Linked DNA regions of Mus musculus: region 2 is linked to region 1. A link is a contact called in ENCODE Hi-C or POLR2A ChIA-PET data. All regions are on one chromosome and are shown on one strand. Each heading gives the region's core, a stretch centred on a gene start or an enhancer-like site at or near the end of the contact. The rest is flanking DNA. Distances are from core to core; before and after follow the strand shown. Region 1 holds the start of L3hypdh (L-3-hydroxyproline dehydratase (trans-)). Region 2 holds the start of Hif1a (hypoxia inducible factor 1, alpha subunit).

Evidence for each region. A loop is a pair of places that touch in the nucleus more often than their neighbours do. ChIA-PET counts read pairs that join two places held with the same protein, here RNA polymerase II (POLR2A).
Region 2: a map of T-helper 1 cell shows a loop between it and region 1 (10-fold over the local background). The contact joins the promoter of Hif1a here to the promoter of L3hypdh in region 1. A Hi-C loop is called at or near these places in 1 of 37 maps with a recorded cell type or tissue (T-helper 1 cell). POLR2A ChIA-PET finds 5 or more read pairs at or near these places in 1 of 5 experiments (Patski).

What each region holds. Positions count from the first base shown.
Region 1 is chr12:72,083,782-72,086,708 of GRCm38, forward strand. L3hypdh (L-3-hydroxyproline dehydratase (trans-)) reads right to left here and starts at 1,532. Exons shown (of 5, transcript NM_026038.2): 1 at 868-1,532. The coding sequence starts at 1,375. Jkamp (JNK1/MAPK8-associated membrane protein) reads left to right here and starts at 2,058. Exons shown (of 7, transcript NM_024205.2): 1 at 2,058-2,402. The coding sequence starts at 2,399.
Region 2 is chr12:73,906,437-73,909,363 of GRCm38, forward strand. It overlaps Hif1a (hypoxia inducible factor 1, alpha subunit), which reads left to right and starts at 1,431. Exons shown (of 15, transcript NM_010431.2): 1 at 1,431-1,888. The coding sequence starts at 1,854.

The DNA of each region.
Region 1 (2,927 bases), core at 282-2,781:
GAATTCAAATCCCAGCAACCACATGGTGGCTCACAACCATCTCTAACAAGATCTGACGCCCTCTTCTGGAGTGTCTGAAGACAGCTACAGTGTACTTACATATAATAAATAAATAAATCTTTAAAAAAAAAATCTACCAGTACTCAAGAAGTGGGCCAGCCTAGTCAACGTAGAAATTCCAGGGTTCCATTCCAGCCAGGGCTACACAGTGACCCCCTGTCTCAAAACAATAAAACAATGAACACTCATTAATTTAAGAAAAAAAAATTTTAACAATGTTTCATACCCTCATTACTAACCACAAAAACCTCTGAGATAAAATGAAGGTACAGACTCAGTCAAGGAGTCTGTGAACTTTGCCTAAGGTTGGATGGCTTTTGAGGGGTTGTGAACTTGTGTGTCCAGCCAAGGACTTTGTTTCTCAACAAGGACAGCAATAGCTTTGCTTACAAATTTAGTGCCTTTCAGAGTCATTTAGTTCTTACCAAGCATATTCTAAGCTATGCTCGAACTCTGGTACACACACTGTCCTTTGGTCCTTAACTTCAGTCTACTGTGAAGCGGCTATGAATCCTGACAAGCAAGGAATGAGGATCTTAAAAAAAGGAAGCGCACAATTCATCCGCATTCCACTCTAAGCTCCCCCCAGGCCTTGTGAGCATGGATCCGCTCAGCAGGACAGCAGAATTGCATCCACCAAACCTGTAAGGCAAAGACACTGAAGCGTGTTTGCAGTAATTTGGAATTACCTTTTTATTAATCGCAAGGGCAGGCAGGGTGGGTTAGTTGCGCAGATATATTCAGCCACAGAGCAGTGGTTAGATTCGCGGATTGTCTCAACCGGGTCTAGTGAGTCTCACCCTTTACCTGAGGCCAGGACAAAGGCTGGGACGCTGTGGAAGCGCACAGGGCCGCAACTGCGGCCACCTTCACACTCTACGAAGGCGGTCACCAGACCACACGGGCAGTGGATGTTGACCTGAGCCTCCCGGGCGCCTTTTGGGGGAGCGGGCACCAGTCCAAAGTCGAGCGCGAAGCGGCCCAGCGCTAGCACCGCGTGACCGCACATGGAGCTGTAGCCTTCGTTGTGCAAGAACAGGACGCCTAGGTGTGCGTCTGGCAGCTCACTGGGCACCAGGATGGCCCCGTACATGTCCCGGTGGCCGCGGGGCTCGAACACGAGCCGCCGCCGGATGTAGTCGAGGTGTTGACGCATGTAGCGACGCTTGGCCAGCAACGTGGGCCCTGCCACCTCCGGACACCCGGCGTGCACGATGCGCAGAGGCTCGCCGCCTGTGTGCATGTCCACCACCGACAGTGCTGGCGTCCTCGGGTCGTTTGGGGGCAGCCGGGTCACTGCCAGCGCCGCCTCCATTGTCTGCGTCCAGGGACTGCCGCACAGCGCGGTGGTGCTCTCTCCAAGCAGGGAGAAAGCGCCAAACCCAACGGGAGAACGCGCAGAACCGGTGGCAATCTCAGGGCCAAGCCGGCGAGCAGAGATCACCCAGCGACCAGCGTCCGGAATCTTAGACTGGGCGCGCCCGAGCTAGCAGGATTCAGAGTTAGACTCCCAACAGGGGCGAGCCTGGGCGACAGGACAGGGAGCGTGGGCAGGGATTAGAAAACTAGACCCCCCAAATGGGGGCGTGGCTCCAGAGGTTTGAACACACGGAGGGGGCGGGGCTTCGGAACTTGCTCCAGCAGCGGGGCGGGGCTCGGAGGCTGGACTGCTCGGCGGGGGCGGGGCCTCGGAGACTAGACACGCGGCAGGGGCAGGGCCTAGAAAAGGAGCCAATAAAATAGGGGCGGGGCTCCAGAGACTACTCTGCGGAGGCGGTGCCTAGAAAACTAGCCCGCACGATGGGGGCGGTCCTCGGAGACCTCAATGCAGGGTAGGAGCGAGGCCTCGGCGACTTGAATGCACGGGGTGGGCGGAGCTACGAGCTTCGTCTAGGAAACGGGGGCGGGACCTCAGGGCCCCTTCAAAGAGACACTGGAGGCGGTGGAGACCAGTTCAAGTTGGAGGCAGGGCGGGGACGAGACCTGAGTCTGGACCCGGAAAAGGTGGAGCCTCTGAGCTCAAACCCGGAAGCGAGAGAGAGAGAGAGAGAGAGAGAGAGAGAGAGAGAGAGAGAGAGAGAGGCTTCCAAGCCTAGATTAGGAAACTAGGTTTCTGGGAATCCTAGGCCTGGAAGTCCGCCGCGTGCACCCCCGACACCCCTAGCGGGGGAAGCGGTGGTGGGGCGGGACTCGGAGCCGAATGTAGCAGGGGCGGGGTTCCAGCGTGCTTGCCAGGCTAGCGGGAGGCGGAGCGGCTGAGAGCGCTGTGGCCCGGATGTTCGGGCGCTGCGTTCGGACCCGCTGATCCCCGGCTTCTCAGGGGAACCTAGTGTGGCCAATGGGTAAGTGGTCGATTAGGCTGCGGGCGTGTCTCTGTCCTTTTTTCCTATTGCTTTTCCTCGCATTGTCTTGGGCTCGCCATCGGGCCGACAGCTCTGCTGCAGCGAGCAGCCTGGCCCTTGGCTGCGCTGAGCCCAGGCACTGACTTCTCCCGGGGTTGGGATGGTCTGCTCCAGAATGGCTGGAGAAGAGCGCTTGTGCAGAATTAAAGGCTGAGTCTTTGTTGTGCTCTTCCTGTGTCCCTTCCTTCAGTCCCTTTGTTCTTGTCCAGGAAAGCATTCCTGGTGGTTGACTTCAGAATTAGAAGCAGAGTTAGAACAGGACAAGGAAGCAGAACCTAATTGCCACGAGACTTGCTTTTTCAACCTCAAATGTAATAGTTGTTTTTCAAGACAGGGTTTGTCCTTGTAGCCTTAGTCGACCTGGAACTTGCTCTGTAGACCAGGCTAACCTCGAACGCAGAGTTCCACCTGCCTCCGCCTCCATAGTGCTGGGTTGAAAGGCGTGCACTATTACACTGGACATCA
Region 2 (2,927 bases), core at 181-2,680, 1.8 Mb after region 1:
TCTATTTATATAGTCCTAACTTCTTTTTTGAAGCCAGGGCCTTGTGCATGCTAGACCACTCCTCTACTACCGAGCTAAATCTCCAGCTGTAATCATATCTTTATGAGTATTGAGTTGCTTCATGCATTGTTTATTGTCTTATTAGACCTGGACATTATGTGTATTTCTAGAGGGCATTGTTTTTGGATTTGAATGCAATTTAAATGTACCATAGATATCTACATTATTATACAACCCAAAGTTAGATTGTAACAATGTACTAACAAGGCAAAGAAGAGATACTAAACAGTCTAGTGTCAGGTCAGTTTCAGAGACCCCAGATTCAGACTCAGTTGTGTCTATAACACGTGTGTGTGTGTGTGTGTGTGTGTGTGTGTGTGTGTGTACACACACGGGCACGAAGTGTTCCTTTGTTGGGCTTGGAATACTTTTAAAACAAACACACACCATACCCACAGACCTAACATTTATGCTTCCAAAGACCGACTAAAAATGATGGCTTTAATCCATAGCTCCCAGCATAGCCGGTGAGCAGTCCTGTCAAGGTCTGTAGGTTGAAGGACTTGTTCTTCTTTCAGTCTAAACAGTGAACTAAACTCAGTCTGAAACAATTCTTGCACCTTTTCTGCATCCATTTAAGATGATCTTTGTCAGTTTTTAAAGCAACATGAAAGCAAAATAAGTCTATTCAATGCCTTTTCCTGTCTTGTCAAATTCAGGCTTGTGCTCTCACTTATTGAAGCTGTTGTTTATTTGTAAATGCTTAAGATAGTTTATTTTTAAATGGCCCTGCAACTTCCCTCCCCTTGAGAGGTTTGGCAAGACGGATTTGTTTTATATTTTTATCTGCATTTGCTCAGTAGTCAAACTTTGGCCCAGAAAATCTTAATCACTTGGAGACTTCCCTTGTTGTGTAGCAAAGAGCGGAGACTGGAGACTGAGTGGTGTCGGTCACCTGGGAAGGAGGGACCCCACTCTAACATCAGGGGGGCTGGCTGCCAGAACGCAAAGTTGGCTTTTTTTTTTTCAACTGGAAACTCGGGCGGGATGGGCGGCGACCGGGTCCAGCCACGCAGCTAAGGAGTAAGCGAGCCTCAGAGAACTCTATAGAGAGCCGGGGCGGTGCGAGCCAGGCTCGGACCCAAGCTTGGCAGCCCACTCGCTCCAGCAGCGCCTCCCAAAGCCAGACGCAGCTTTCCATTGAAGGTGCAGAGACCCCCCCACCCCCAGACCTGGGCTCAGCCGCACCCGTCGCTCGCCCCTTTTTCTTCCCTCCCTAGCTGCACACAGACAAGCACGTGAGCGGGGCAGCTCGTCCCAGCTGGGGCTCAGCTGACCTCCTCCTGATTGGCTGAGAGCAACGTGGGCTGGGGTGGGGCCTGGCCGCCTGCGTCCTTCACCATTGGCTCTCCGGGAACCCGCCTCCGCTCAGGTGAGGCGGGCCCGCGGGCGCGCGCGTTGGGTGCTGAGCGGGCGCGCGCACCCCTCGGCTTTTCCCTCCCCTCGCCGCGCGCCCGAGCGCGCCTCCGCCCTTGCCCGCCCCCTGCCGCTGCTTCAGCGCCTCAGTGCACAGAGCCTCCTCGGCTGAGGGGACGCGAGGACTGTCCTCGCCGCCGTCGCGGGCAGTGTCTAGCCAGGCCTTGACAAGCTAGCCGGAGGAGCGCCTAGGAACCCGAGCCGGAGCTCAGCGAGCGCAGCCTGCAGCTCCCGCCTCGCCGTCCCGGGGGGCGTCCCGCCTCCCACCCCGCCTCTGGACTTGTCTCTTTCTCCGCGCGCGCGGACAGAGCCGGCGTTTAGGCCCGAGCGAGCCCGGGGGCCGCCGGCCGGGAAGACAACGCGGGCACCGATTCGCCATGGAGGGCGCCGGCGGCGAGAACGAGAAGAAAAAGTAAGCCGGGCCGCCGCGTTCCGTGGACTGGCTTTTTTTTTTTTTTTTTTTTTGTCTCCGCTCCCCTTCCGTCCCCCCCAGCCTCACGCGCCGGGCTCCCCCGCGGTCCACGTCGCCATCTTGGCGCTGGGGGTGGGAGTCGCGGGCCCTGCGCTCGGCGGGGCTGGGGTCTCCGCCCCGGACACCCGCCCCGCGCCGTCGCAGCCCAGCCTGCCCCGCGCGCCCATCCGGCCGAGCCGGCCAGGGCCGAGTACGCCTCTAGCTCCCGCGCCTTCCCTCCCCGTCCTCCGCGTTAGCCGCGAGCAGCGGGCCCCGGGCGGACCCTGTGCGCGCTGCCAGCTTCCTGGGGTCGAGGCCCTCCGAGGCCGACCCGGGGCTCCCCCGAGCCGCCTCGCTGCGCCGCGGCCGCCGTTGCCTTTGTAGGTTAGGGAGTTTCTTCTGGGGGCCCGAAGACGCTAACTTTCTAGTTTGCACGTGCGGGTTTGGTTGTAATCTGGAAAAACTTGCCTCCATCAGAGTAACGGGAATTTAGGAAAATGGCATCATTGTAAACAACTTCCAATTTCTACAAACTTGTGTTTGCATCACCTGTCAGGAGAGCCCAGACGTTATGTATCAATATGTGGCTGCCTCGTTCACTCCTGAAAATAACTTACGGATAGTTTTGGTTAAATTTAGGCCGGTAATTTCATGGAGTGGGGGCTATATATGATGAAAGCCGTCGGTTAAAATACTGAAAATTTATTGGAACACCTGAAAAGAATTGTTTCCAAAAACCATACATCTGAAGTGTGAAATCTTCCATGAGAATTCAGTGTAAGTTTATGAAACATCTTGTGGTTTGAGTCTAAGGAGAACATTTTAGAATTGAGTACAGCTAGTGGTGGTAAGATCGACCCCTGCCGCCAGCACACAATTTTGTCTACTTCGATATTTTAACCTTGAGAAAATCAGTTTAAGGAGTTGAAGGTTTGTAGTAAGAGCTGTGGTTACAAGGCTGGCTTAATTTGCTGTTAAGTCCTTCTAGTCTTCTGGAAGA